2 separate regions of the Mus musculus genome follow, and region 2 is linked to region 1. The links are chromatin loops, found by intact Hi-C in ENCODE. Cell type or tissue: heart. All regions are shown on one strand. Links, peaks and the distances in the headings refer to the core of each region. The heading gives the core; the rest is flanking DNA.

What was found. Peaks named below come from ENCODE experiments on the same cell type or tissue, not always from the same donor. Only the 100,000 strongest peaks of a DNase experiment are listed, where the experiment ranks them.
Region 2: a loop joins it to region 1, with 2.7 times the contacts of the local background. A loop is called at or near these places in 5 of 42 quality-filtered maps.

Annotation. Positions count from the first base shown.
Region 1 is chr9:87,411,981-87,428,328 of GRCm38, forward strand. No RefSeq gene overlaps it. Among named protein-coding and RNA genes, the nearest start is that of Cep162, 160 kb to the left of the region's middle. In heart, for the core only: a CTCF peak has its summit at 7,612; no DNase peak of the experiment used is centred there; H3K27ac peaks cover 579 bases; H3K27me3 peaks cover 496 bases.
Region 2 is chr9:88,059,831-88,076,178 of GRCm38, forward strand. No RefSeq gene overlaps it. Among named protein-coding and RNA genes, the nearest start is that of Gm23176, 46 kb to the left of the region's middle. In heart, for the core only: no CTCF peak of the experiment used is centred there; a DNase peak (open chromatin) is centred at 9,291; H3K27me3 peaks cover 5,668 bases.

The DNA.
Region 1 (16,348 bases), core at 3,979-11,978:
TAGGAGGGACTCTGTCCACATTACTGCATGTTTGTAGAGGCAGTGTGAGGAGGGAGGAAATGAAACCCTGTAATGTCCCTACCCAGGGCGGACAACGAGAAGCAGCTTCCAAGGCAAGCCATCTGTAGAGCATTTACAACTGCTATCTGGCTTTCAGTGAATCGAAGGAACCCTGGAAAATTGTGTGTTTCATCTCAGTTTTCAAGTTGTGGACCCAGCAGGGCGTGGCTTCCTCATTACTGTCCCCAACTAGAGATAAAGCACTCTTGGACATTTGTAGAAAAAAGAAAAGAAGTGAAAAAGAAAAGGAAAAGAAGGAGAGGAGAGGAGAGGAGAGGAGAGGAGAGGAGAGGAGAGGAAAAGAGAGGAGAGGAGAGCAGAGGAGAAGAGAGGAGAGGAGAGGAGAGGAGAGGAGAGGAAAAGAGAGGAGAGGAGAGGAGAGGAGAGGAGAGGAGAGGAGAGGAGAGGAGAGGAGAGGAGAGGAAAAGAGAGGAGAGGAGAGGAGAGGAGAGGAGAGGAGAGGAGAGGAGAGGAGAGGAGAGGAGAGCAGAGGAGAGGAGAGGAGAAGAGAGGAGAAGAGAGGAGAAGAGAGGAGAGGAGAAGAGAGGAGAAGAGAGGAGAAGAGAGGAGAGGAGAGGAGAGCAGAAGAGAGGAGAGGAGAGGAGAGGAGAGGAGAGGAGAGGAGAGGAGAGGAGAGGAGAGGAGAGGAGAGGAGAGGAGAGGAGAGGAGAGGAGAGGAGAGGAGAGGAGAGGAGAGGGCAGATGGCAGATGGCACAGTATGACTAGCCCTGGGCTGGTACTATTTCTTCTGCTTTGGAGAACATATCTCTCTCTTCCTTTTTTTGAGAAATCTTATCACCCATGCTGAAGCTGATGGTAGGAACTGTCCATCATAGCCTCAGGCTCAAATGACCAGTGTTTCAGACCAGCAGAGCATTTGAGAAATGTACGACTACATTCACAACAGGAGGAAAGTGCCAACAGAAACAGATCCTGAGCCGGTTCCCAAATGGGATGACAGAAAACGTGGAAGGGACCACACACAACTCAGCCCCTCTGCACGGCAGCCCCCTCGAAAGACAGTTGTTTTGCTTCCTCCGCCTATCAGCAGGCCAGGAGTGCTTCACACGGGGACTGGACCGCTCCTGACACTTAATTAAAATTTGCACTTAGCTCAGCAACTCAGACTATGCAGCTAAGAAATAGGTCTCTGCCAAGTAATTCTGTCTCCAAGGAACATTTCCTTTAAGAAAAACTTGGGGGTGTCAGTGGCAGTAGTTCTGTGTGCCTAAGTTTTGAAATCACGCACTGGTGTGTATATATCATTTGTGCATACATTGCACATGTGGCCCTCAACTTGTTTTAATTTTTAATTTTAGACCAGTTTTTTTTCTAAATTGTGCAAATATTATTTAAGATAACAAAACTGTGAAGCAAGTCTCGGATAGCCTCTCTATTGCAGAAGCCTGGAAAGTCAATACAGATTTAATAAAATTAGTCTCTAGCCTGCTGGTTTCTGGAAATAGAATCTTTAAGAAGAGATTGTTAAACCACTGAGGCTGACATCAACTGAATTTTTTTCTTAAATATTCAAATTATATTATTTGAAAAGTCTTGATACGAACCAGAGCAAGCAAGGCAAAGTAAATGTAAAATAGAGTCCTGAATCTAGCTGGATTGCCTACAATCTAAGCATCAAAGTGTTACAGTTTAAAAAAGAAGCTAAGTATTTGAACACATCTGTGGTATCCCATTTAACTGATTAATATGAGATCCGTGCCATGTGCAAACAATTGACAAATGCTAAAAATGATTGGTGGTTAGAAATTTGCAACATTTTAAAACCTCTATGAGAATTTTTCAACTTTTGTTAATGTTTTGTACCCTGTACCTTTAATAAAATCAAGGTGACAGACCAAGAAAACATTTACTTCAGAATTACAGGCAAATCTGATACTTTTGTTGAAAGATGCCCTGGGGCACGGGCTCAAGCGCTCCTCAGGAGGAGATGTGCAGAACCTCCCTAAGAACCTGTGGGTCCTGGGAGAGCTGGCCGACTTTGACATTCAACCAGCCCAAATGAGAGGATCTGCAGAGCAAACCGATCACAGATCGTGGGAAGGAAAGTGTTATCCGTGGGCGAATCTACTTTATTAGTTAGACTTGCTTTCCGACTTTAAGTAAAACGTGGCTCTGTAAATTAGTGCCTGTGCAATGGAATTATTTAGCACCGAAGTTCGCAACTCACATTTCATCCACCACAGAGTCAGACCCCGAATGCCAACAGGCAATTTCACAGCTAACTTAAGCACTGATTTTCAATAACGTCACCTTTTTCAGGCTTCCAAATAGTGTATTTTATAAAAACAACAGGAAGTAGATTTGCAACTCCCTGGATGGGAATAAAGGAATTGTGAAACTTACATCGTTTCTTGGACTTGACAGATTTCTGCTTAGCAATGATCATGTTATCTCAGAACAGCATGGTTCTGCTCCATGGACGTCATCCTGTTCTACTGTGTTTTTACTAGCTAAAATTAGATTTTAAAAAGTTCAGTTCACTATTGTAAATAAGCGGTGCTTATTTCAAAATGCATTCTTCTTTTTTTCTTGTCATGTTGCTTTCTGGAAAAGTTCTATAAGTAATGAGGACTTAAAAATATTTCTGTTCAAGGATTTGAAAATACAAAATACTTGGGCATTTCTCAAAGCATGGTTTTTTGAGAAAGGGGAATTGAGGTTTGATGTTTCAAAAGTTAAAATGATTGGTCAGAAAAAAAAATACAGTCCTAGAAAAAGCTCAAAGTGTCTGTATGGCTGTATCAAATTAGTCCGAAGAAAAAATGGTGGAGACGTTTGTTTCCACAGGGCAAGACTTTTTTTTTTTTTTTTTTTTGTATTATGGCAAAATTTAGTAGAATTGCATAATAAAGGCTGAAGTTGAAAAATAAATGAATTGTATTCAAACAGAAACATTCATTATATAAAAGAAGATGTGAAAGTAGAACCAGGGCTAATAGAGAGTGGGGAGGAGTGTGGGAATATGTCTGTGTGTATTCATTATGACATTATCATATATAACATGATAATGTCATAATGAAACCTATTATGAATTACTCTATGCTACAGAAACATTTAAAAACACAAAGAAACAAATAAAAATGTTTGGTGATGATTTTTTGTTTTAGACTTTAAATGACCAAAATACAATAGTTTGTTCCTCTTTTGTGGTCTGTATAGAAGCATATGAAATCTTATAAAGAAATGTATAGTACTATATTTCTGTAGAATTCCTTTCTCCCCTTTTGCTCATACAATTTGGTATCATTTCCTGTCATTTTAGTGGGACACTGACTCCCCGTTATTCAGATACTACACATGTGATTTAAGGTTACAATATAAGGCAACAGTGTATTAAAACAATCCCATTTTAGAGGATAACTTTACTAATAGCACTAAGTATTATCATTGTCAAAAAAAGTCTATGAGAATCTGGAAAACTTCCTTATTATATAAAAATCTATAGAGAGAAAATACTCAGTTCTCTATAAAATCACGTTATCTGTTTGTGTTGCTTTTTGCATTTATGATCAACACTTTAGTTGCATATAAATTATTCTTTAATTATCCTATAATTTACATATCATCTTAAAACTCATTTGTGTGTCTATCACCGTAAAACCTTGTTGTTCACTCTATATAGTGGAAACATTTGTTATATTTGTTTGAAAATTCTACCAATCTGTTGGCTTTTAGTTCACCGCAGAGGAGAAGTGACTAAGAGTATTAGAATAACTCATAACAAATTTCTTACTAGCCATCAGAATCTTGACAGTTTCTTTAAAAACAAGTTTATTTGCACTGTTAGATTTGTAAGGCAGTTGCAAAAATCTCTCTAGAGGCAGAGCCTTATAAAGACCAGGGACTGTGGATCAAAGGGTGTGCTTTGTTGTTTCAACAGCCGGTTCTCAATTTAGAAAATACATTGGAGGGCTGGGGAGATGGTTCCGTTGGTAAAGTGCTTTCTGGGTAAGCATCAGGCCCAGAACTCTATCCCCAGAGCCCAAGTCGAAAGTCTGGGCATGGTGGCATGTCCTGATCAAGCCAAGGCTGGGGAGGTTGAGACAGCAGATCTCTGGAGCTTGCCCAGCAGCCAGCCCATCTACTCATCGAGTTGAGGCTTAAATATCAGATCTGTCTAAAAACAAATACAAAACAAGGTGGGCGGTGCCTGAGGAAAAACATTCAGGGTTTATCACCTGCATCTACACACACAGGCACACATATGCACATATACCTATACATGTGCACCCCACACAAGAACACACACACACACACACACACACACACACACACACACACACAGGCAACACTCAAATGCACTAAAAACTAGCAAGAAAACACTAGATTTCTCCATTGAACCATAGGTTTTCCTTTATTTAGTTATTGTGTGTATGTATATATGTGAATATATGTGTATAGTATATGATCTGTGTGTGTATGTGTGTGTGGGTGTGCATGCATGTGGGGGGTTTCAGAGGTTGAATGTCTCCCACTGTTGCTTTCCACCTTATTTTATTTTATTTTATTTTGAGGCAGGCTCTCTCTCTGATCTCTGAGCTCACTGACTGCCTAGATTTTCTGGCCAGTGATTTCTGTGGCTCCACTAACCTTTCTGCATGGGTCCCAGGGACCAAAGCCCTCCCTTCAGGGATGCATTTCCTCCAGCAAGGCTATTCCTAAATGTTCTATAACCCTCCCCCCCCCAAACAGCACCACCAATTGGGGTCCAAAAACTCAAGTACACAAGTCTGTGGGGGATATTTCTCGTTTAAATCACCATTCATTCCTATTTAGTAATTGAGTCACAATACTATCTTTTGCAAGAAGGCTCCGCATTACTACCTAGAAGAATCCATGTTTTCTGGGCTGACCTGTCAAAGCACTGGCAGCTGCTTCTTTCAGTGATCTTCCCCTCACACTGGTTTCCACGCCTACCTTCTTCATAAGTTATTGGCATTTCTTTAACAATGAAACCCCAGAAAGAAATCTGGGGAGGAAACTTGGTGTCGTGCCACCTGTGTTGGGAAGCCAGCCTCTGTCCCCACCATCCAGTATGGAAACACTGGTCCTTGCGGGCAGGCTGGCTGAAATTCAAAGCACTTTCTACTTTTAGCCAGTGTGGCTGTTAACAGTTGTCAATTGCAGGTCTTCAAGAGTTCCTGTGAAGAGATCCCTCTGTTGCCATAGCTTCACTTTCTCCTGTAGATCAAGATCCTAGAAACCAAGCTATAGCTTTATTATCGTCATGAGTACAGAGTTGGTACAGCAGAACAGGATGCCTGTCCCACGGTTACTTGCTCTCAAACACAGCCTTAGATCAAAGGGATGATTCTAGCTTTAGGAATCAAGGTAACAGGATGATGGGTCTCATGTCTTGAAGTCACTCATTAGAGCTGCCCAGCCACCTTATGGCAGCCTACACTCAGGACTGATCCTAGATCCACAGAAGACCCTGGTGGTTAACACACACACACACACACACACACACACACACACACACACACACACACAGCCCTCCACAGTTTAACAAGCTGGAATCAGGACCACTTAGACACTTACTTGTGGAGGGGCTGTGTACCCTGGGAAACATGAATCTCGGCTAGGAGAGAGAAGAGGCTGCTCACGGCCTCTCTGAAAGTCCCACCCTTGAGAAAATGGGCTTCTTCTAAAGGGCAGCAGATAAAATCATGTGAAATCATTCCGTTAATCGTCACATAGATGGTGGAATTGTTGTTTTAAAAGGGAAATGAATATCACAGAGGGCAAGGTGGGAATGGAGATAAAATACTGAGGGATGGTGGTGGTGGGGGCTTCTGAAGTATAACTGCATTGCAATTCTTACTCAGTGTTATTTATTATTCTTTATACAATAAATGTTTTATAAAAACCTTCATATTTTCTACATTCTGTACTTTGTGAAAAATATAGCAGTGTTAAGCTGGAGTGTGAAGTATTGAAAAGATGTTTTTGTTTCATGATGTATATTCTATTTGTTATAGTGTATAATTTGTGAAAATGTAATGTTAAAGATGAAATGTGAAGTCTTAAGATGTCCATTTGTTTCATACTGTCTTTTCCTTTGACAGGATGTTCATTTGCATGTGTTTGTGTATCCCTGCATGTGTTTGTGTGTCCCTGTGTGTGTGTGTGTCCATTGCTGAGCCTTCACACAAAAATGTAGCTACATGAAACATTTTCGTGAGCCATCTTTAAAACTTGCAGACAATTCCTTCACAGCCTGGAGAGAGCATCGGCAGCTCGGCTCACTGACCTGATTAGCTATCATTGCTATCCTGAAATTAAGAAGCCCCGACCGAGAGGACAGTGGCGGTCCTGCAGACCGTGGTCCCTGGAGGAGGACTGGCTGGGAGGAGGAGAGCCATTTAATGGTTGCTCTGTGCACATTTCCAATGTTTTCCCTGGAGAATTTTGCACTATTTGAACTTTTTTCACAGAACTGTGTCTCATCCTCCAATCGATGCTGCTTTCACCCCCATTATACCTCCAAAAGTTGTTTGTTAAGTTGGAAGATTTTTTTTTTTTTTTTTTTTTTGCCAGCAAGGGAGGGGTCGTGAGGGTTCAGAAACGTTGGCCGAGACTCTAAATTCTCTTGTTCCAGAGTTTCCTTTTGTGGAGAGCTCAGTCTTGGGCTGGTGACATTTGCCTACATTTTCCCTTGTGGAGCGAGTGTGTGTGTGTGTGTTTAGAATTCACTAATATTGAAATTGGAACATTACTCTTTTTGTTATGCAAGCAGCCGTGGAGTTAGTGTTATGAAAACATGTCTGCTCTGAAGTGGTGGATACGGAAGTGACAGGTACAATTTCAGTGACATCATTTCATGTAACCTAAAAATAGCTTTAGAAGGACCACTGGAAAGGTAATAATGACATTTTTGCTCTATATAATTGGGATCTGTTGGGAAGGGAGACATGTGCTGCTGTAAAAACAAAAACAACAAACCCCAAACCCCAACAAATAAAAATCTGTCTTTAATCCATAAAGGATTTTAATTTCCATTTCGAAGTGCATTTTATTTGCATTGGTTCCAATTTCCATCCCATCCTCTGGTGTTTCTCCTTTTTGCTAGATGTAATAGCCCACACATGCAAATTCTGATTTGACATCTAAGAGACGTTAATTGTATTTATTTTTGTTTATTCCTCTTGGCAGTTGTTCAAACTTATGATTCCTTGCAAAGTAACGATATAGAAAACATTATGAATAGTCTTGGTGGTTAGTTACTGTAGCTGATAATTTCGCTGGTAGTTTGGAGTCCTGGCTCAGCTCACAAGGCGTTCTTTGTTGTGGCAGGATTCATTTACTCAAATCTCCTCACATCTTTTGCTCTTTCTGGGGTTGGGTTGTGGAGGGGGCAGTTCTTTATGTCATAGTAGGAATGATTCAAACGGATTTCTAAAGTCAGCAACCACTCAGCCGCTCACGCAGAAAATGAAGTTGTTGAGAATTGATGTTTTAAATGGGCCCAGAGAATAAAGCTAGTCCGCAGGGACCAGGAAACCATGGTGTGCTTCACTAGGTCTGCCATAGGGTGGCGCTGCGAGGCCCGGATTCAACAGCTCCAGCTACAAGAATCTTATTCTCAGGCTCTTTCTCACTGTACATGTAAAATATTTACATTAAAAAACGTCCGGCCGACAGCACTGATGAAAATAACGAAGTAATTAAAAGTCGGTTGGGTACTTGTATTCTTAGCTATCTCAAGTATGTTTATACAGGTGACAGAAATAAAGGTTTAGGACTAAAGGAGTGGTAAGGCTGTCGCAATTTCAGTTAGAATTAATTTTTTTTCCTGAAATTTTTTTGTAGTAAATTAAAAAAATCTGTACAAATTTGAACTTTCAAGGAGTCCGTTTCATCTCTATACTTTTAAAAGATATAAAACCTCATGCACACAAGTAGGATCGCACTTTCTCTGCCTGACGTTACTCATCTTTTCTCTTGACTTACATATCACACAGATCGGGATGCTGGCCCCAATCATTGAATACGCGGAGAAAGCCCGAGTGTTGATTGCTCTGGTCATAAGTTCTTTAATAATCTGCTCATTAATTACTGTGCATGCTATTCTCTATGACTCTAAGAGCCTGTTAGAAGTAAAATGTCATGATGAGCTAGCTACCCACGGTAGTTTTGTTAACCAACTAAACTTCTAAAGATATAAAAATATTTTAACCCTAACTATAAAATGTTTTAAAAATATTCCCTATGTATAAATAGATAAATATCAGATATGATATAAAACTAATTGGACACAATCATCATTTTTTCATGTTCAGATTTTAAACTCACTAGAAAGTATAAATATATCAGCTCTACTTGAATTAATTTTGTATTTCTAAAAATATATGATGTAATTCTAGGACTCTTTAATAATACTTTAATATCAGCAGATATAAGATGCTAAATCTAATGTTTAAATATTGAAAAATGTTATTTTCTACAGAAGTATATACATGCTAAAAGAAAATCAAGTACTCTTATAGGAAAAAACCTCTTACATGCCTGATTCTGAGAAAGGGCCCTTGTTGTTGAGATGACTACATACATTTAATATCATATATTGGAAATGAGTTCCTGATGCAACATCTGCTAAGTACAGAAAGTATTTGTCTATAATTTCAAAATAATGAATGAAAGCCAGAGGGTCTGATGGGTTTCATTTGAACATAGAATTAAGCAAGGGTGTCTACTTTCAAATTCTCTTTTTATAAGTGTGTATGGACTTTTTCCTAGAAAATCAAACTTGGTCCCCCTTTGATTTTCTGTTTCCACACCATGGTTATGTGAACAAAAAAACTTTTCCATATATACAGTCAGTGAGGAAGTCAAAGTTAACTTTCACAGCGCAAAGTTGAATTTTCATGGGTAGGCTGCGGAAACTAAAAAGTACAACATAAAGCATGTATCACAGATGTTGACGGCTATTTTCACTGAGCCAAATTTCATGCTGCTTCAATAACTTCTAAGGCATCGAGAAAATGATTTGGAAAGCCAGAATAGAAGGTTTACACTTCAAAAAACATATTGATTCAGTAAAGCCATTTTAAGGTACTCCACATTAAAGAGAACAATACCCACTTAAGGGGCAAATCTCTGTCCTTGAACAACAAAGGCAAGAAGAGATGTGTGTTCCCAGGGCTTTCCTTTCCCTAACAGCAGAGGCACGCAAGGGAGCAGTAGTTTTATTCCGTGCCCAGGCCAGGGTTGGCATGGTGGCTTGGAAGGCTTTATGCGCTGAACTGGGGTGGTGAACTGAACAGAAGTCAGATTCCCCCACCTTCCATCTGTGGGTGTCTGTCATTTGGAGACAATGACAGGCACCGTATTTTCTTAACCCAATATGGACAGAGAACGTGTTTGGATTGGATTGTGTGACATCCCTTCTATCTAACAGTCCCGAGAGGGGCGGGACAGGACTGGCTTTGTTAATGAGTTCAGCTGCCACCGCCCTTTGCTGATTGCAATCCCTTGTTTTATGATGTCTTTTTCAGCTTCTCCAAAAACTTGCTGCATTATCTTCTAGGTTTATTTTTAAGATCCAGTAACCCGAAGATCAAAAAGAAGAGCAGAAACAGAAATCTACCTCCTAAGTCCCAGTTTTCTTTTTCTCACAGGGAAGAGGGGATGCGAGGTGTGGGCACATTCCTCAGAACACTGTTTGAAGAAATGTGTGCTTTTTTTCCCCTGTATGTTCAGGAAGGAGCTGCCTAAGAGCACATTCACAGGCTTCTTGACTTGATAGAGGAATTGGAAAATAACCCTATGTAAATATACAAAAACTTTCAAGTCAGACAACTCTTTCTTCACTACATTTGTCATGGAAATGTTTGCTGTCTCAGAGAGGTAGCAAGACAGTAGGTGACTTGTTGGCATCTGGATTCCCTAAATGTAGTATTTTCTCAAAAGTGGTTCTTCTAAGACACAAAGGGTTGGTGTGTTCAGCTCTGTGGTGTGCGCTCTCTGAAATCACCTCGATGTTCTTTTAAAATTAAAAAAATTTTTTTACTTTATTGTAGGGGAAGAGCATTGCCAGTTTGCCTTGCTAGTGTGAGCCTCAGAAGCACCAGAGACTCTGCTCGGATTACAGGGAATCATGTCTTCGTGTCCCGTTCTGCAGCAGGGGCTCTTCTGGGTCATTTTTCAGTCCTTTCAAAATCCATATGTGGTGGCAGGAGGGCCTGCCTGTAAATCAGAAGGACCAAGTTTCTTGATTCAGTCTGGGGTAGTTTTACTCTTCGCTGTCACCACAGCTGTCAGCAGGATGTCTCAACCATCCTAATTGTCACCAGGGATTGGATTGCTCCCTAGCTAATTGTTTAGAACAACTAATCTGTGTCTAGGCGTAGGCAGCTGGGGGCATCCTGTATTTTAGACTAAACTCCCACCTTGCTTGCCTCTAAGCACAGTTGTTTGGGTCACCAAGGGTCAGAGAACCAAGACCTTCAGATCCAACTCAAACGTGGTTTCTAGACTGAGAATTGGAGGGAACCGCCAGCCTGTGTCTCAGCTAAACAACTGACAATCCAGAGTGCTCACAAGGACGATATGCTGCGTATTTTCCAGGGCATTTCTTCAGTGAAACTTCTAAATATTTCAATACTAGTGGCAGAGGGTTCTTCCCTGTAAGTAATAATTCACACATGCATATTAGCATGGATGGCCGTTCTGTTCAGAACCTGGGCTTTTTCTCAGCTTCCCAGAACAAGTGGTTAATTCATTATTTAAAAACAGCCCGCTGGACTCCTTTCTCTTGTACTCACCTGCAGGTTTTGCCGTTCCCTTAAAATTGATCCAGACAAGGTTCTTAGACCCCAGAAACAATAGGTTTAGGAGTTAACCCTCATAACCCCACAGTTTCTATTTCAAAGATCTTTCAAACAAGCTAATGAATTGATGTAAAATTTTAACAGGAAATCAAAGCAAGAGATCTTCTGAGAAGTTCCCTCACCAAACTATGATAAACTAAGCAAGCAATCAAAGGCAGCCCTCTCTGGAGCAAAATCGAAAATGTGCAGGCTCTGAAGAGACTTTGCAAACAGAGGGCCAGAATCTTTTTAAACAGGGAACGTGGAAGAGGGACCACACCCTCCTTCACTCAGATTTAGAAAAAGTAGCTTCATATTTTTTCATTAAAAGTCTATTTTGTTTAAAATGCTCCTTCTCTCACCTAGAAAAAAATTTAAAAGTATATAACTATGAATATCTCCTGGAGCCAGGGTGTTATGGGACAGACTCAAAGAAAAAGCCACTGCTTACTTACCGTGCCTTACCCGGCTACCAGCATTATGTTTGCATCACAACCCTGTGGAGGCATATAGACTCGCCACTCCCAGTTGCCAGGAAAACAGGCTCCCAGGGAGGTGAATTGATTTTCACAGATCACAGATTTTGCTAGTGGAAAAGTGCCGAGTATTAGAGAAGTTTGGGGAAGACATTTTTTTTTTTAAGAGGAAATGGGTTTTGAAATGGGGATTAAAGGCAAGCAGGAGTTGGGAGGATTAGTTCCGCAGAGGCAGGTAGATATACAAGGAACACAGGCATATGATTCTAGAGGCTTCAGAAGTGAAAACAAACAAGCTAACAACGGGAAGCTGTTGGGGTTCTAGTGTGATGGTGCTCCCTGCACAGCTCCAGTGTGATGGTGCTCCCTGCACAGCTCCAGTGTGATGGTGCTCCCTGCACAGCTCCAGTGTGATGGTGCTCCCTGTACAGCTCCTGTGTGATGGTGCTCTCTGCACAGCTCCTATGTGTGGGTGCTCCCTGCACAGCTCCAGTGTGATGGTACTCCCTGCACAGCTCCAGTGTGATGGTGCTCTCTGCACAGCTCCTGTGTGTGGGTGCTCCCTGCACAGCTCCAGTGTGATGGTACTCCCTGTACAGCTCCTGTGTGCGGGTGCTCCCTGCACAGCTCCAGTGTGATGGTGCTCCCTGCACAGCTCCTGTGTGTGGGTGCTCCCTGCACACCTGCCAGCACTGTGAGACTTGATTTTATCCCTCTGACACAATCAAAAGAACACATTAATTTTTCAGATTTCTTCTTCTTCCCCTCTGTAATTGCTGAATTGCTGTCATATTTAAAAGCATCTTCTTTTCTAATGAGGAAAGCAGTATGTATTTAACATTTATTTATTTATTTATTTATTTATTTATTTATTTATAGACAGGGTTTCCTGGAAATCACTCTATAGACCAGGCTGGCCTTGAGCTCAGAAATCTGCCTGCCTCTGCCTTCCAAGTGCTGGGATTAAAGATGAGTGCCACCACTGCCCGGCTCAGTATGTATTTATTGCAGGAAAATATGAAAGACAAAGTATGCACATGCACAAAGGAAAAGAAAAATGCAAAGACGTCTAATTGTATTTTCATTTGCCTTTGACATCTATAATCCCAGACTTTAAAAACAAGAAAAGGAGCTGCAGAGGGGAGATCAGGAAAGACCACATTTGAGATGTAAATAAATAAAGTGATCAATAAAGAAAATAAATTTTCCAAAAAAACAAAAAAAAAAAAACAAAAAAAAAAAACAAAAAAAAAAAACAAGAAAAGGACTTATGATGCAGACAGGTCTTAGTCACTCCTTGATTGTACTCTCCCCTCCCCCAGCCTGAAACCTGCTTGCTCAGGGGTGGAGCTTCCTGCTCAATCATTCTGCCATGCCCACTGCTGGAACCTGCCGCTTTGCTGTTCGGAGCCGTGCACGTGGTCACCCTGCTACTGGACCCCGAGATTAATTGGCGGGAATCGGGTCCCCTTCCCCTGCTTTATAACTGCGTGCAGAACAGTAAAATTGAGCTTTGATCAGAATGACTGTCTTAGCTGCATTTCTTTCTCTCGCCGCCTAGCCCCTCTTCTCTTCCAGGTTTCCAAAATGCCTTTCCAGGCTAGAACCCAGGCTGTGATCTGCTGGCCGGACACAACACTTGATCACTTTTTAGATCATCAATGAGGACTTTTTTTCCTTAATATTTTATCCATCACTAAATTAACAGAATCATGGAATTTGTGTACTGAACAGAGTTTTCTATTGATAGCAGACAAATATTCTCCTCATTTGATGGCATTTCTTTATTACAATTTCTTGCAACAAATATATTCAATCAAAGTAAGTGTGAATGTGTGCACACAGAGACACAGATATACACAGATACGGACAAATAGGCAGGCACACACACTTGTACACATGTGCAGAGAGACACAGACATGCGTGCACCCGAATACACACACACACACACACACACACACACACACAGCTGTTGTATTTCCAAACTTGATTTATCAGGTCTCAGGGAGAAGCCACAAAGCAAGGTTTAGAACAAGAGGTCACTCCCATTCACCACCAACAGGTGGCGATGGCTGCCAGTTACCCTTCAGAAGAATTAGAGCAGATTTGAGAACATAACCTTTAAAATCCATGAGATCTTTGATAAGCAGAAAGATATAAATCATTCTAACTTATATATATATTTGGTCTCTAAGAAAAACTTGAAGTTCTTTATATGTTCCTTTGGGTGCTTTTGAAAATTATGTCCTTTGCTTTGCGTTTCTCAAATTAAAAAAAAAAAAGTATCAATCTTTTCCATTGCTCCAATTATATCTTTCTAGAAATCTTTTTTATTGGTTCTTTGTGAATTTCATATCTTATCCCATTCATTTTCCCCTCCCCTCATCACCCCCAACCCTTATAACCACCCCCCCTGGCCTTGTCAACAAAGGGAAAAAAAGTCTTGCTGTAGAAGCTGCAGAGTTTCAGTGTGCCCCACAGTATATCCTTTGGTCCACACTCTTGCTTGCAGATGTTTATTGCAATGCGTCATTGGTCTGGGACGAGGACTCTGGTTTCTGCTACACCGTCAAAACTGGAACCTCAAAAGGAGATCTCTTGGAGATCCTGTTGTTGCCCTGTGTTATGGAGATCCTGCAGCTTTGGACATGCAGGACCGGTCCCTTTACATACTCCTGTGGTTCATCAACGGGGTAGATGTTGGGGTGGGCCAACTCAAAGCCCTGGGTCTGACCTTGAGAGGTATCTGAGCTGCTCAGTCTGCCAGCTCTCCCACACCCACACCACCAGGGCCAGCTCTCCTTTCCTGTCCTGGCTGGCCCATCCAATGATATTGCCAGTAAGGGGCAGAGCAGCTCTTGGACCCCAGGCCCTCAGGGCTAGCTCACCTGCAACGCTTACAACCAGAACTAGCAGGACCCTGCTGCCTAGGCACGGGGCAAGGTCACTCTCCTGAGTGTTGCAACTGGTGAGGGACATGGCCATCTCTTCCACGTTTATGATCCCAGGTCCAGTTTTCCTGCCTGCTGCCTGCCATAGGTGGCGAGGGCCTAGGGAAAGGAGGAGGGCATCTCTCCCTCCTCTGTCCCACCCCATAGCAGACAAGAGTCAGCTCCCTCATGCTCACACCCTTAGGGCCGGCTCACTCGAAATCCCCAAGTCCAGGGCTAGCTTTACTGTGCTGCCCCTCCCACGTGCTACAGCAGGTGAGGGGCAGGGACAGACCTCCTGTTCTCATGTCCTGGTTGGGCCAGCAGCCGCAGGTGGTGAGGGCATCAGGAAGGGGAGGGCATCTCTCCCTTCTCTGTGCCACCGCACAGCAGACAAGAAGCAGGGCCAGATCTCTTCCCATGCTCATGTCCTCTGGGCCAGCTCACCCATGCCCCCCACAACCCCCAGGGTCAGTTGCCCAGGCAAGAGCCCACTCTCCTGCTCTCATGACTCCAGGGCCAGGTCTCCCACCTACTTCATGTGGCAAGGGACAAGCGGGGAGGAGGATATCTGCAACTGCATGGGAGACAAGTGGTAGAGCCCACTCTCCCACTCTCATACCCTTCAGCTGGTCCAGCCACAACTCTCTCAATTAGGGCCAGCTCTACTGTGCTTCCTGGGTGATGTGAGCTGCAGCTGGGGAGGGGCAGGGTCAGCTCACGTGCTCTGTCACACCCCCCAAGGCCAGATCTCCCCTATGCACAGGTGAGGAGTAAGGCCAGTTCTGCTCAGTCCGTAGACATCAACATATCCCTGCGTAGCAGCCAAGACCAGGGATGTCCACCTGGCCTTTGGTTGTAAGAGACCCCTGCTGATGCAGGGCCACAGCCCAGATATACGCCCCTCATGTCAACATAGGCCAGGACCCCACCATGGTCCAAGGTGGTATCACCAACTACTCACATCAGGCTGTTCCTTATTACCCCTGAGTCTCCAGTTCTGCCTCTCTTCATTGTGCTTACATCCTTTTGTTCTATTTCTCTACCACTTACTTGCTCCTGGTAGTGGTGCCCAGGTCCTCTGAGTATCTGACGTCATCTCAGGAGTGGTCCCTGGAGTGCTATGTCCCACTTGTGCATTATGGCACCAGGCAGGGGGTCATCTCAGGCTAGCTTCCCATAGTATAGTTCCCATAGTTCCCATGGTATCTGGCTCATGGTCAGGCTCACTCCTTTCCCAGGCCCACCCTCATGGTCCCATGTGGGGATCATCTGTTCTTGGGCTCACTCCTGCCTGGGGCCCCGGTGGTGGATCCAGGTGGGTTCTTCTAGTCTCTGCTAGGCTCACGTTTATTCAGGGAGTCTTAGGCTACGGATCATTCATCTGTAATGATGAGGACTACCAGTTTTGGCCTGGAGCATATCCCTGTGCTAAGTAGCTCATGCCTTATTCCTTTTCCTTCTTCCCTGTTTAGAGTACCTCAGCATCTCATGTGCTTCTCCATCTCAACGATGCTTTGATTCTAGATTCTACTCTTAAAATATTTTATTGGAATTGATTTTTAAAACAAGATTTATGGGTTAGTTTATAGGTATTGTGGAGCATCTTTTGGATATATGCCCGGAAGTGGTATAGCTGGGTCTTGAGGCAGAACTATGCCCAATTTTCTGAGACAACCACCACATTGATTTCCACAGTGACTGTATAAGTTTGCACTCCCACCAGCAATAGAGGAGTGTTCCCCTTGCTACACATCCTTGTCAGCATGTGCTGTCACTTGAGATTTTGATCTCAGCCATTCTGATGGGTGCCATGTAGAATCTCAGAGTTGTTTTGATTTGCATTTCCATAATGACTAGGGACATTGACCACTTAGTGTTTCTCTGCCATCAGAGATTTCTCTGTTGAGAATTCTCTGTTTAGCTCTGTACACCATTTTAAAATTAGATTATTTGGTTTGTCAGTGTCTAACATCTTGAGTTCTTCATAGATTTTGGATATTAGTCCTCTGTCTGATGTAGGGTTTGATAAGATCTTTTAGCAATCCA
Region 2 (16,348 bases), core at 5,415-13,414, 650 kb after region 1:
AAAGTTAAAAAAGAAAAGAAAAGAAATACTATGAATTACTACAGTAATCCAGTGTCTGCATGCCTATGGGCACAGATGTACATTAACACCACACAAATGCATACATACTTGTGTATGTACTTATGTACATATACATACACACAAGAATACACATGCACACAAACCAACATGCAAATGTTAACACATGCACATGCATAAAACTGAAGTGAGCATGCTTATCATCTTATTGTATTTGTTCAAACACATTGGCCGTTGTATTTGCCATCTCAGAAAGTTTAGAAAACTTTCTACAGAGTGCACAGCTAGCAGAAGGTTGAAATTTCATCCATCTTGGTTCTGTCCTCCCACAATGCTCACGTCTTTTTTGCCATGTCCATGGTAGCCTCCCTCATCTCCTTCTTCATCTTTTTCAGAAGCTAAGCCTCAAGTCTTCTCTTCAGTCTAGCAGGCCACTGTGTAGTATTAGGATACTGCCAGGGCTGATTTCCTGAGACTTCCTGAGGGCTTAAATGGCCACCCTGTTGTTCCATAGACCTTCCTGGCTAAAGAATAGTGGGCCTCTCTCTCCTCAAGCCAAGCACAATTACAGTACCTGTTAGTGTTCTTGTAGGAAAGAGTAACTTAGCTTTTAATTCAGACTTCACAACTCTTGGCAAAGCTGAAAGTTAAGGCAGGGACGAAGCTATGAAACTTAAGCAATAACTTAATACAACAAGCCATAAAATTTTATTTAAAGATTTATTTCTGAGATTCCAAGTGGACCTGCAGAAGAACATTCAGATGTTCTGCGTGAAAACTCTCTAGATAATATTAGCTGTTAATTTTCAACCCTTGCTAAAGCACAGGCTAGGAGGTAATGACTCAGACGCTGAATGGTGCCTTATGCCACCAGGCTACCTGGGAGAGAGCTAAAGGATCTCTGAACCTGGAATCTAGTTCTGGCATGCCACTAGCCTGGTGAACTCCTTCTTATGCTTCACCTTCAGAGAGGAGAAGTGGTGCAGAGACTATATGTGTCTTCCATAGTCACAGGAAAGTTTAAGTTATCAAAATCAAAAAGACAACTTTCGTCTTTCAGTATCTTTTCTTTACTTTTTGACTGTTTCACACATGTAAAAAAACATGTCTTTGCCATACACATACCCGATTCTATTCTCCACATTCCCACCAGAGAGGGCCGGACATATCCCCCTCCCACCTCCTTGTCCTCTGTAATGCACTCAGTCCAATCAGTGCTGTCTGTGGGATGCTGTCTGATCTTGTTGGCTTGATCTCATGCAGTATAGCCACATCTGGAGTGAGTTCATGAGAGTAATGGCATTTAACAGCACTTCTCCCCGTCTTCCAGCTCTGACATTCCTTATGGCTCCTCTGCCATGATGATGTTCATGGAGCCTTGGTGGTGGTGATACTAGGGTTAATATATATGTCCCAGGTAGGACTAAGCACTCAATGGTCACTTATTTCTCACAAGTTTGACCAATTATGAATCTCTGCATTAACTGCTGTCCACTGGAGAAACAAGCTCCTCTGGCCAGTTCAGAGAAACATTAATATGTGAGTTTGGTGGTTTCAGTGAGCAATGTCCTTACAGGCTTGAGTATTTTAACACTTGGTTTTGAATTGGTGGTGATGTTTGGCAGGTAGTGCAGCCTGGCTGGAGAAACTAGGCCACTCAGAGTGGACTTTGAAAGTCTATAGACTTGCCCCCACTTATAGTTGGCTCTCTGCTTCCTGTATGTGGTTGAAGATTTGAGCACTCAGCCTCCTCCTGTGGCTACCTGCTACTATGCCTTCCCTACCATTTATAGTCTCTTGCTCTGGAACTGTAAGTGAAAATAAATTCTCTCTTCCCTAAGTTGCCTTTGTCTGTGATGTTTTATCACTTTAGCACCAGAAAAGGATAGACATGAATATTTAAAAGGCAGTTTTACAATATGTTCATTTAGTAAAACTACAGGAGTGAGTCTCCCACTAGGACCTATGGCATCTCCAAGATGGGTTTTTCATCAGTTTTATAGTACCAGGCATGAAATACCTCCTATGTAGAAGGGCTCAAATCCCACCAGAAGTTAGTTAGTTACCACCTCTTTGACATAACCTTCATTGGCACATCTTTCCTAGAACATTGGTATTATAGCCCTTAGGGTTCACTACTAGGAAATAGCATAATGACGTTTCTCCACCAGTGGCTCACATAGCACCTCTGACCTTCTGAAAGCTGGCCAGCAGGAAGGAAGTTTTGAAATCAGTTCTAGCTTGATTTCTCTATATCCTACAATCAAAGTGTGGGGGGAAAAAAGGAGGAGGAAAAGGAGAAGGAGGAGGAAGAGGAGGAGGAATTTATTCACTAGGAAACAAAAACTCTCCTTTTTAAAAGATCTTCATAAACTATTATATGTCTCTCTAGAAGAAAAAGACAGTCAAAATCAGATGTTTGTCAACTGTAGAAGAATTTTAATCTGGCAACATGGCTGCTCCAGCAAGAAATCACATCCAAAGATATAATCCAGACAGAGTGCTGACACACCTCGTATTACAATATGGTCTGGCTGGAATATAGACACACCCTTAGTATACACTTTAATCCCTAACAATGAAATGTAGATTAGTGTGTAGGCGGATGCAGCCATGTTTGAAGGTGACTTCTAATTGAGGAGTAGACAATGTGATGAATCAGAGAAAGATTTGACAAAAATGAATGCTCACAGTCATCTATTGGATGGAACACAGGGCCCCCAATGGAGGAGCTAGAGAAAGTACCCAAAGAGCTGAAGGGGTCTGCAACCCTATAGGTGGAACAACAATATGAACTAACCCGTACCCCCAGAGCTCATGTCTCTAGCTGCATACATAGCAGAAGATGGCCTAATTGGCCATCATTAGGAAGAAAGGCCCCTTGATCTTGCAAACTTTATATGTCCCAGTACAGGGGAACACCAGGGTCAAGAAGTGGGAGTGGGTGGGTAGGGGAGCAGGGCGTGGGGAGGGTATAGGGGACTTTTTGGATAGCATTTGAAATCTAAATGAAGAAAATATCTAATAAAAAATTGAAAAAAACAGAAAGATTTGACAGAATGAGTCAGAGATAGAATATGCCCAACTCTCGTGAGAACGGAAAGGAAAGAGAGGATACTTGAAGAACAGTGCGGGAGAGAGAATTCAATTCAGTTTAGTTCAATTCAGAGCAGTTCAGTTAGTGGAGTTCAGAAGCAGTCTTTCCAAATAGAGCAATTCAGTCAGAAGCCAAAAGAAGCCATTTTGAATCAGTCCTTGGAGATGAGTTTGAGCCAGACATATGAGTTGAGCCAGCCATCCAGAGCTCAGAAAGAGCTAGAAAGATTGAGTTTATTCAGTAGTAAGTCTCAGAGGCTGAAACACATAAAGCCTAGGTTAGCAGACAGAGGCTAGAAGCTGAAGCCTTTGCAGTCCAGGCTTGCAGAAGATTAGATTATAGAGACTAGAAGCTTCCAGGCCTAGGGATACTTCATAGTTTCATAGAAATGCCCTGGGCTCAGGCCAAGCCATGTGTTTGCACAGCTTGGTTACAGCCTTCATCCCATCACTTCAGCAGAAGAAATAAAAGTGATGTTTCCATTTACAGCCAAGGAAACTCATGCTGTAAAGTGTCACAGAGCACTTCCTGGAGAAGACTGTTGTCATAGCATCATTTCTTTCCTCCAGCCTCCTACTGATTCACTCAGATGCCCTAAAAACATTACTATACTCCTGAGGAAATGAGAAGTCAGTATCTCATTGACAAGAGTAATACAGCATGCTACTTGATGGGGTTAAAGCTATTTGTTTAAAGGTGATTTAGATTCTAATTTAGAGAGACAATGTGTGTCCCCAAAAAACTGTGCACTCTGACAGAGCAGAAACAAGCCTGAGCAGCCAGCAGCTCTGCATGACATTTATGAGAATATAGCCTGGCACATAGTAGGCATATAACTTTCAAATGAGAGATGCAGATGGTTTCTGGCTGAAAACTACTGGGGAGTGCCATGGAACAAGACACAGCAGCAAGATGGCCTGGTATAATGTCCTTGAGGTAAATGTATGGTCTTTGGTTTCTTTTATTAAAAGAACTTAAAAATAATGGAACAGTTATAAATCATTATGCTAGCTTCCATTCGCCATACTCACTTTCTTCTCACAGGCAGAGAAGAGAGATCTTTAAAAGGCCCACCAAAGAATCACCAGAAAGTGTGTGTCTTAGCTGCCTTAAGCCATGGAAGAAATGCCCTTGAAATAAATGGGAAAATACATGGAAGACATGAGCATCCAAGTGCCTCCTTATGCTATCAGCTATGGTTGTCTGCACCTCAAGTACACTGCCTGAAAGACCCACCGGGGTTGGGAGGGGTGGTTAACAGAGCAGAGCTAGCCAATGAGAAACAAGGTTTACTTTAAAAAAAAATCTAAGAGGTTAAGAAAGTAGAGAGCTGAAAGTGGGGTAGAGGGCAAGAGAAAGACATCCTTAAAACAGAACTTCCAGAAATGGGATAAAGATGAGAGAACTGAGTGATAGCCTGGAAATTTGCTAATAATAAGAAGCCTGTTTCCCTGGAGGGAGCCCATCCCAGCAGGGTGCTCTGGACCACTATTGAAATACTGTTTCCTAGAGGGCCAGTTCATCCCTCAGCTCATTTCAATGACAATGCGCATTGCTGGCTGAGTGCTAGAAGACATGAAGGGCATCTTTTATTTTCCTAAGAGGAAATTGAACCTGTGCTTTGTGAGGCCTTAGCATATGCCTGTGCATGAAAATATGAGCCCATGTCTTTTGAAGAGAAACAGAAATATGCTGCCCTTGTGACAGAGAAGCGTCCAAGAACAAAGACATATACTCCTGCATGCAATCTCTACCCTAAGGATTCTTTGTTGTGATACATTTTATGACCAACTTTAAAGACATTGACCTGTTGCTCTCGTTCTGGTTTTTATTGGCTGCATCCTACTTACATAAGAAAAAGTCCCTTGGGGGGAAAAATCAGGATTTTCCTTTAAAACAAATACTGTGCACAACACCCCAGATTCCTACCAGTCTCTGCTGTGTTTGCTTTCATTGCTCTGAGTGTGTAAAAATAAAAAGAACAAGAAAATGGCATCGCTAAAGGAAGCTAGGAGTGATGTGTGAGGGTCCCACCCACATGTTGCCCCATGAGTGGAATTAGAGAGCTGATCCACAAAGACACTTGAAGTCGCCTCACCAGATGCCCTCCACTTGACTGGAAGCTGGGTGACTCTATAAAGTTACTTTCCCAGTGAACGGAATTTCTAATTAACACTGAAAATGCATGGTAGCTAAGTTTGTGGTGAAGACAGGCCATCTCCTCATTCTTCTTAGCTGGAGCCAAATTAAACTGTGAAAGGGGGACAGGATAATTGCTCACGGTGGGGCATGGTGTTTTCTCCTGCACAAACATATAATTAGGCTGTCTTAACCTCTTGGTTCAGCAATAAACACCACTTCAGAGACTAATTTACAGGCAAGAATCACAGAAGGCTGTGGAATAAAACACTCAGGGCTCCAGGCCTCCGCTCAGCTCAAGGAGAGCAGCTTCACTATTTCAAGTCAGCAAAAAAACCCTTCCACACTTACCACAAACTAAAACGAGATTGAAATAAGGGCTGTGCATTCAAAACATTGAACACACCAGCTAATAAAAAATACATTTGTGACTGGTCATAAAAGCAGAGAATGTAATTGGCTATGCCCTAGAAATATCTTTCACTTACAGTATTTGGGAAGACAGAGGCCTCCTTAATATTGACTTTGCTAACACGTCTACATTTTTCTGTCCACCATAATTATGCATCAGTCAGTGACACCTCGCCCTGTAGCTGCCAACAGTCACTGACTAGGGTGCTGGGAGGTGAGTTGGCTTCCTGGCAAGGACTGCTGGTGTGGGGCAAAAGGGAGGGGCCCACAGTCTTCCTGGTCCTGAAGGCCGAGGTAAGGAGCTTCTGAAGGGACATTGAGCTGTTCCTCCACTGTCTACTTGTTCCCAAAGTCCTCTTTAGACGTGAAACACAACACAGACCTTGCAAGGGAGGTCATAGAGAGTAGATCCACCTCTCTGTGGGAATTGTGTTTTCTTCAGACCAAAGCAGAGCTAGAGATGGAAAAGCTGTGTTGTGACAACGGTTGGATTTCAGCAACAGTGACAGGAGAGTGTGGGCTGTGGGCATGTTGGACATGATTCATGTGCTGTGAGAACTGGAGAAGGAATGGTCGGCAGAGACACACGAGGGAAACTCAGAGACACATCAGCGGGGTAAAAAGCCAAACATTCGAGCATACCATCTTATCCATATCCAAATCTGAGTTACTTGTAGATTATTTTCTTCTAGGTCCCCTCTCACGGTATAAAGACATAAAATAACTGACTGAGTCACACTTCCTCCCTCTTTCCGCAAGTAGTCCTCTGTTCAGGGTAAGTTTGTGTTGCTAAGTCTTTGGGACCTAGAGGTGCCTATTGTTAAGTAGTCTATCTAATCTTTATGGGATGAGTGGGTGAAAGAAAGAACAAATGAATGACCACCTTCCAACTGTAGTACCAACCCATGACCTAACCTTATATTTTCAAGATGAATGTAATGGTACCAGTGACCTTCTCAGGAAGTAAAGGAACTTTTATTGCTAGCCTGATGACTTGAATTTAATAACAGAACCAGAACCTATAGGGGAAAGAAAGAGTCAGCCACTATGAGCTGTCCTCTGACCTTTCACATGTGGGTGCACACACAGGAACACACACACACAGGAGTACACACACACACACACACACACACACACACACACTAACAATAAATAGTTTTTAAAAGATTAATGCAACCAAAAAAAATTCCACTTGGAAGTGATTTTATAAAGAAAAAATGATGCCAGGCAGTGATGGTATATACCTTTAATGCCAGCACTCAGGAGGTGGAGGCAAGCAGAGCTCTGTGAGTTCAGGGCCAAACTTGTCTATAGAGCAAGTTCCAGAACAGTCAGGGAGAAACTGTGTCAGAAAGAAAGAAAGAAAGAAAGAAAGAAAGAAAGAAAGAAAGAAAGAAAGAAAGAAAGAAAGAAAGAAAGAAAAGAAAGAAAAAAGAAAGAAAGAGAGAAGAGAAAAGAAAATGTCCTTAAGCAAATATTGCCTAAACAAATGTTACTATATTTTAAAATAGTATTGATTAAGAAAAACAATAAGCTATATTTACTTTGAGAATAGTGATTTATCTCTCAAGCACCAATTTTTACAAAATAAACTGGGCAATCTTCAACTATAGACAGTAGCCTTTCATTTTCTTATAACATTAAACTGAGCTTGCTATGCCAATAAGGGTGTTTATTTTTGTATCTTCAATTTTAGAGAGGAACAGTGACTCAGCACTTGAATGGCAAGAGGAAAGGGAAAAAAAGTAAATGATGTCAAATATCGAATTACTTCGACTGCCCCCTGCTCGTGTTATTAGAAGAGGTTTTAAAAGCTGAGATCTTCTTTCAAAATCTCAGCGGTGACTTTATAAATACGTGGTCATGCACGTGACTACAAAACTCCAGTTGTGATCCTCAAGAGAAGTATAGCTGTGACTGAGATCTTATAATTTTTCAGATCCTGCCCGCAGTGCAGGAAATGCTGCTTAAACGCTGTGCTTGACTTCCTTACAGCGCTTCAGGGCCTGTTTAAGACTTAGGACTCTTCGTCTTTCAAACCAATTTTAAGTGACTGAACAGTAGTGACAGGATATGGTACTGAAACTGGAGGTTTTAATAAGAACATAATTCCATAATAATGAGATATCTGTGCTTTCAACATTATTACTGTTCCCTTTATTTATATTTTTAGTTAAATCTTACTTTAAATACTGGCAATACTGCAACCAATGAAGTTCATTCAAGGAGTAATTATTGCTATTGAAAAACAGTGAAATTGTGATGCTCATGTTCCATTTTCAAAAGGATGTATACATATATTATTAATTTAGATTTTGGGAGTTGTTTGGTTTTTTTTTTGGGGGGGTTGTTTGTTTGTTTTTTGTTTTTTGGGTTTTTTGTTTTTTGTTTTTTGGGGGTTTGTTTGTTTTTGGTTGGTTGGTTTTTGTTTTGAGAGGGGTTGGGCTTTTTCTGAGATACAGTTTGCAACTCACTCTGCAAACCAGAATGGCTTCAAATTTGTGGCCCTTCCCCTATACTGCCTCCCAATGATGGAATTACAATCAGTGGACACAATCATGACTGGCTAGATTTAGACTTCTTTTTAAGTCTGGCTGTTTTTAGACTTAAAAGAATGATAATGGACATGATTTTTAATAATTTTTGGCTGCTTGTAAGGAGATAAGGTCATTATATCCAATCTTGCTGGGCTTAAAGAAAAGCAGTTGTTAAATGAAATACAATAAGAATATTTAGAAACTTTAAGAACTAAGAATGGAAAGTAAGTTCCGTGAAAGGATGGATTAATCTGGGCTATCCAAGGTCAAACTGTAGCTAGAAGTAGTTGGACAGCCTAGGCCAGGGTTGTGTGTTTGAATGCTACATATACTGACCTTAGCATAGGGCTATGGTAAAGGAGAGGCCAGGAAGACATTTCAAAACTCCTGTCAAGAGTCATACTTGCCGCCTTGGGCGAAAACCAGCAACAGTTTGCAGGAGGAACAGAGCACCGCACATACTCTAATGGGGGGCAAGGGGGACACTTGTAACCATAACCACGGGCTTTCACAGATCTTTTCATTTCGGCTCCGGCTGGAGCTGAGGTGAGAGCTGCAGCCCGTAATGTCAAGGCAGGGAACGGTTGCCCTCAAATCAAACCCAAGGAGATTTTTCTATTGTGTAAGAAGAGGGGGAGAATTCATCAAGGTAAGAGGCAACTTGGTTTAATTATGGGTCTTTTAATGTCTTTTCATAATCAGTTAATAAATACCTAGACAATAAAATCGAATTTAAGCTTTTAATAGGCCACGTTGGCTTGAACCTAAACAACTGGAATTATCGGCTCCAAGCATTGTGCGACGAAGGGCTCCCTGTTCTGTGCCAGGAGAAACAAGGCTAGCCAAGGGTGTTTTTTCTCCGTGCCTCCCCATAATAAACGCTTGTAATATCCCCCCCCTTTCTGGCGAGTAGGACGCAGATCTTATTTATCACAGTGTGAGACACACCTGGCACATGGATCAGGAAACAGCTGTTTTACTTCATTTCTGTCATCACCTTCCAACAGATTTCTTTCACATTCCAATTTGGACCGGAGGACTCGACTTTTTCTCCATAAGTTCTCCATTAACAGATTCACAGCAGAAGGCGCCATTGGTCCGTTTCCTCTCACAGCAATTAATTACCCAGAGCGGCGTGTTTTGACTGAGAAGGCAGCAGGCTGCAAGTCACCAGCCTTTACACGCCTCTGTGAGCGACGTCTTCATCCTCAGCACCAGGCATTTTGCGCCTTCCGAAGTAGTGAGCCACTGTGCAAGACAGCTAGTTCCTCCTCGCCAGGCCAAGTCCATCCTAGGGCCAAGGATGCTGTCCCAGTGCTAAGCTCCACTCGCCTAGACTTCCTCCCAGGTTCGGCCAGATGAAAGGCACCTTTGCTTTCCGAATTAGTGAAGAGCCATCAGACTTGGTCTGAGGTCTGTGAGCTATGGCCCAATAAACCTTGAAAAGCTTGAATTACACTATAACCCACAAAAATTTTCAAATTAAAAAGGCATATTTAGAGGCCCCCCGCGGATAGTGATTTTATTTAGTTTAATTCCCTCTTGTGGCCAATTCTGTAGACACCCCTGAACACGGGCCTACACTCCCAGGGGAAGAAAAAGGAGGTTAGCTTCGGATCTGGGGGAGCAGAGGCAGTACATCATTCCTCAAACAGAGAGAAAGTATTTCCCCGGCTGTTCTGTGAGGAGCCGTCTTTCGAAATCAATGAAAATGTATGTAAGACAGAGTTTAAGTTCATTCCGCTTCAGTGTCCTAAAGTCATTTTTCAGAGTTTTTCCCCCAGCTTCTGCCTAATTCACCCTTAACGAATTGTCAAGTCGGAGAATTAAAGTTATAAATTTCTGCCCTGAGAACCCAGACTACACGTTCAGCTAGCTCCCTTCAATCATCTTCCCGTCTGAAGGACTTCTTTGGCTGCGCAGGCGCGGTTTGCGTTTGGTTTTTAATGAAGTGACTTGTACACCTCGTGAGCACTTTCTTATCTCCTCTTTACACAGAGCTCTGCTTGACCCAACAGACCCCTGCTCCCAAACTTGTTTCAAACTTCTCTCCATGCTCATGACTGCTCTCTCCATCAGAATTGCAAAACTTGCCCCGTTCTCATCTGGTGGCAAGCTCCGTGTGCACCATATGAGAAAGGAGTTAATAAAATGCACATTGGAAATATAAAACAAGGTCAGGGGCGACGGTTTGGCTGAAGGTCTTTCTTTAAATGTGGAAAACAAAAGAACAAGATTGTTTTAGCAGTTGCAGCTGTCAGGAATAGGCAGCCGAAGTCCCAGCTACCTGTTCACGGGACCCTCGGAACCACGGGTCGTCTCTCTAACCCAAGCCTCTCTCTGAAGGATTGGCGTCCCACTTTGGAAAGGCTAGGTGGAGACAGAAGGAAGTCCCCATTCTGCCCCTAAAAGGGCCACAGAGATTGAAGGAACAAAGCAGTGAATGAAATCAAAATCAAGCCGTGGGTGCTCGAGCCTGCACAAAACTCCAGGCCCCGGAACTGACTGGAAGTCCCCAGTAATGAATGGCGTTACTGTGTGTGCTGTGAAACCCACCCGGATCGGATGCTTGTAGGTAGTAGGTTTTTAAAAGTAAGTGCTTAAAACAAAAATTCTGCGGTTGGGTCCATCAGATGCCAACCGAACTGGAAGAAAGAAAACATTGTCAGCAAGCAACTGCTTGCCACATAAGACCTCGAGCATACCACTAGGCAGACTTGCTTTCCTATTGTACTGACTGGTTACTTTGGCAATACTTAAGAGTGGAAAGCGCACAGTGAAACTCCATCAGGAGAACGTTATCATTTTCAAATGAAGATGAAAGAGAAAGCACTTAATAACTATGTCAGAGTTGATGATAATAGCCCACAAGCCCATTAATATGTGAGCATAAATTGGTTTATCAGAGTAGCCATGGCCCAACAAAATAGAAGACTTCATAGCCTTGATAAAGGACAAGACCGGGTCATCCAAACAGGAAAAGAGGGGCTTGCAGAGACAGACTGTGAGTGGGGGCAGGAGAGCCATTAGGACCATCAAAGCATCCACAGGCACCACTCCAACCAGACACCACCTCACCCCTCTCTAGTTTGAGTAACTTTCCCCCTTGAACCTTGGCTTCCTTGTTTGTAGAAGAAAAAAATGATAATTTCAGTGAAAAATATCAGAGTACAGAGCATTTGGCTAACACCCACAAGGGAGCAAAAGGGAAATCTGAGATAGCCACACACGCTTGCACAGCTCCTGCCTGCTTCACCTTGGGTGAACCACCTCTCAGCATTGTGCACTGGAGATGAAGTTGTCTCAGGAAAAGGTCATCTTTTAGTGGGAGTTGCCTATACTAGTTAAGAAAAAAATCCAGGCCCATAGGAACTGAAACTCCACTCATGTAAGATAGATGAAATGTAGGAAGAACCTCCACCCTGCCTTTTCCCTATCTTGCATTTTGACCTTCCCAGGTCAGAACATATCCCAAGCATTCCCCACCACAGTTACTGCTCAGGTGTGAGCTCTGCAGCAGCAGCACACAGGAAACTGCTGTAAGTGCAGAGTTTAGGGCTGGAGGTGTGGCTCTGCTGGAGGGCAATTAGCCAACACTTGCAAAGCCCTAGGTTCAGTTACCAGCACTAGAAGAAGGGAGGGAGGAAGTAGCATTAAGTAAGATTCTGGAATAATTCAGAGACCATTCTTATAGACTTTTAAAATCTTGGGTCAATTAGACAAGAACTTCTGAGATCAGAATCCAGAATTGTTTGTGGGTTTTTTTTTTTAATTTGCTTGTTTGTTTGTTTTAACAGAGTCTAATGTAGTCTAAGCTACCTTTGAAATTGCTTTGCAATCCAAACTGCCCTTAAATTTCTGATTTCCCGCCCCCCCCCTCCTAAGTGCTGGGATTGCACGTGTGTACCACTCTGTCTGGCCATCAATGCCTTTGAAACCTTTCTAGATCATTCTGATGTGCTACCAAGTTTCAGAACTCTATTATCAAAGGTAAAATGTAACCAAAAAACACAGACTAGAAAAGGCAACTATTCTTGAACTAGATCTCTTGAGAGAAACATAGTTAAGGAAAGGGAACAAAGATATTTTCATGTTTACAAAGTACTCATACACTTCACGAGTACCAAGAGTGCCCGGGTGGGCAGACCATTTATTGGTATTAGGCACCGTGTTTATTGTTGCTGCCTATTTTCCAGTGATTTTAGAACTCAGTAGGGGAGGTGTTGTGGCTTTGAAAGGACTATTTTTATAATAGAATTGTTTTTACTTAAAGGTTTATGTAACATGCTGTACTACTAAACAGTAAATAAAAACCACTGATAAACCCCAGGTCCCCCACAGGTAGCTTGGCACATCCTTAATTATCCAGTTTATGAGCAAATCGCCGCCTCAGCTTTGGCTTTCAGCTTGTTAGGTGCATGTGTGCATGCGCCGACAGGTTACATGCAACATCCCCTGCGGTTTTAGTGTTTAAATAAGATTGTCAAAATATGGAAAGGCAGGGGAGAAGCTGTAAACAAAAACTGGCTGAGATTTGGATTGGAATCTTGGTTTTGGGGGGTTTGTTTATAGCAAAAACTCTGTGTGTGTGTGTGTGTATGTGTGTGTGTGTGTGTGTGTTCACATTAGAGCACAGTCAAAGGTAGAGAGGCCTGAAAGGTTGCTAATGACTGCTGCATGGCTGCGGAATACATGGAGTTATATCCATCCAGCTGTTATATTGGGGTTTTGATGAAAGTCAAAATGGCTGGCGCTCCCTCATTCTCTCACTCACACGCTCTGCCCCCTCTCTCTATCTGTCTCTCTCTTCTATGTATCTCTCTCTCTCCTGTCTCTCTGTTTCTCTTTGTCTCTGTCTCTCTCTTTTATCTCTGTCTCTTTCTCTCCTGTCTGTCTCTTTCTTTCTGTCTCTCTCTTTCTCTCTGTCTCTCTCTTTCTGTCTCTCTATCTCTCTCACTGTCTCTGTCTCTCTCTCTCTCACACACACACACATACACGCACGCACACACACACACACACACACACACACACACACACACACAAAGTCCCTCTGTGCTATAGCCTACTTTCCCTGCCAAGCAAAAATTGCTTTTAAGCAATTAAACCTTCCCAGAGGAAAATCATTTTTTACTTTGTCATTCAAATCAAAGATAAACAACAATCAGATAGCATCAGGTAGCTTTTGTTCTGTTTTATTCTGTGACTGTTGTACAAATGAGTTCCTTTGATTCCTTTGAGTGTTTGCAGCCCTTTCTAACCTGAGAACCCTTAGAATACAGTTTTTCTGGGGGCCTCAAGCTCACAGCACCCTGCAGACTCTTCCGATGGGCGCCCTCTGGCGTCAGCGCCTTCAATCTACCCTGCTAGTCTGGAAAGTGAATCCCTCTGCTGGTTCACTTGAAAGCTTGGGGAGACCAGCTAAGATCCAGGTAGAAAAAGAAGTCACACCAGTTTCTTAAGGAATCGCCCCTTCTTGGAAAATTTCATGAATTAGCTTGATGAGTGTGAGAATCGTTTTTTAAAACATCATTTCCAAGGCCATGATACCTTTCTTGTATGAGAACCAGTATGGGCATCACCGGGCTCTCCCCACATCCCCGGGCCATGGGCTCAGACTGTTTCCACAAGGTATCCAAGTATCACAAACCATTGCAAGCCCCTGCATCCGGTATTGATTAAGCAATGTCTGGAGCTGGCAAACATTATTAATATATAGAATGCTAGAGAGATTGATTGCGCTACTTTCATTTTTCTTCTTCCTGCCAGCCCCCTACAGGAGAAAGCCCTGCAGCTGTTCCGAATCCCATTGCCAGAGCCATATTATAGCTTGTTTTGATGTTTCACCAGCAAATCCTGTGCCTCATACAGGGACAAGGCAACGAGAACATCCCAAGTTCCAACTGGAGGCCACGGCACAATCACTCTGTCAGGTACTGTTGGTAAGTCAGGATCATAAAAGATAATAAACTCTCTCCCATCTTTTATGACGGCACACAGAGATCAAACATTTTCCAAACCAGAGCACAAAGCCCCTAGGACCAGTTCTCCCTGACAGATGTTCATCTGCTATCTTAGTACTGACGTGTTACTTAATTTATTGACCCACCGAGAAAAGGAAATACAAAGACCCAAGAAATCTGGTATTGTACAATCCATGAGCCTTGATATAAACTGGAGACTCAGTGGCATGTTTTAGGAACTATCTAAATAGTGTTCTTTTACTGTTTTTTTTTCCCTCAATATTTAAACAAATAAAAACAGGACACAGAAAATGAGTTAGACAAAAAAAAGCTTTTGTTATTTTTATTTATCTTTTCTTCGATGGATCAGCATTTGTAATGGTTTATGATATCACTAACCACAAAATCCCTGATTTGCCCTAGGTTTCTTAGGTTGATTAATTATGAGGTGAAATAGAGGCTGTGGGAGGGGTGCTGTTACATACTTTGGCCTTTCTCACTTGAATCAGTTCTGCAGAGCTAGACAGAGCATGGTGAGGGAGAACCAGGATAATGGACTAAGTCTTGAACCAAATGAAGCCCCACATCCAGTAGTGTTAAAAGCCTGCCTTTGGGCAGATCCAGCAGACCATATTCTGCTTACACAGCCTCAGTCCTTCTCTTTGATAGCCCATGTCCCAGGCGGACTGGATAAAATGATGGTTTCTCTTTCTACGTCTGTGACTTTGCTCATAAAGGTCTTGCTCAGATGTACAAATAAAAATCCTATAAGAAACAGGCAAGATCAATTGCTGCTTCCTCTAATTATCATGCGCCTTTGTGGGAGTCACCCCAGAGATCAACTGAGAGTCTGACTCTCCTTCTACACATTTCCTTGAATGAAGCATCAAATATTAAACATCTTTTGGCCTCATCCATCTCTTCTGTGTGTTATAACAGGAATGGAATTATACCTTGTGGTGATTAGTATTACTTGCACACCAAAGAGAATTTGGAATCACCTGAGGGGTGAGCCTCTGGAGATAACAGGGGGTAGTGGGTATCATGACTGCATCAACAGAGGAGGGAAGACACCTACTGTGAGTGGTACCACTCCTTGGCTGGGATCCCAGACTGTATAAATGGAGAAGGGCAACTGAGCAGTGACTTTTGTTTATCACTCACTACTTTCTGATTGTGGCTATGATCTGACAAGCTACTTTAGGCTCGGGCTGCCTTGATTTTCCTGCTATGATAGGTTACAACCTTGGTGAGCCAAAATAAAAATTTCCTTCCCCGAGTTGCTTTTGTCAGAGTTACATCACTAAGACACCAAGGAAAAATAACTCAGCTGCCTCTAACGTTACATAAATGTTTGTTTATTCATTTTATTTATAGATACCATACTCATCTTTGGAGTTCTCTCCTCCAAAGCCTTCTATGTTTTCACTTAGACTAAAAATAAAGACCAACTTCATTCCATTCAAACCCCTTCAAATGCATGCCTACACATCTTTTGAATGGATCCTAAACTATTCCAACCTGTTAAAAAAAATCACCTGTCAAATTACTTCCTTTCTGTCTCCACCACATTCTGCCACTGACCCCAGCTGCCCCTAACTTCCTCACCCAGACCCACACACCTCCACTGGCTATGGGTTTCAACACAGCACTGCCTTTCTTCTCTGTGAAACTTTCACAAGTGACTGTCTTCAGAGATCTTTAAAGGTGCATAATGTCTGATATGTCTTCTAGACAATCCTTAGAAATCTTCATTACTATCAACTGACAATGTAATTTTGAAGTTATGAATTGTGTTTCCTTCACTATTAAACTTCTCACTGGTCCATGCAGCACTCATCAAATGTTTGTATCACTTCTCTTTAAATTACACTACAGCACAGTGCCTGGTGTGTCAAAGCAAAACGTTATTCCACCTTAGGTTCCAGGAGAAGTGATTTGCCTGTCATGAATATTCAAGACTTCTTATTGTTTAATAAGGATGTCTATTTTTAAAAGTTAATGACTTATAAGAAATCACAGCTTCACAACACACACATCTGCACATACATAATTAAAATCGCAATTCTCATTTTTAACTTCTAACCATCTTTTGCAGGGTGCAACCTAATATTTGCCACGTTATTTCAACTTATTAAAAAATAGTCACCACATCCAAGCAGTAGTTTTTATAATCTACAAGTAAG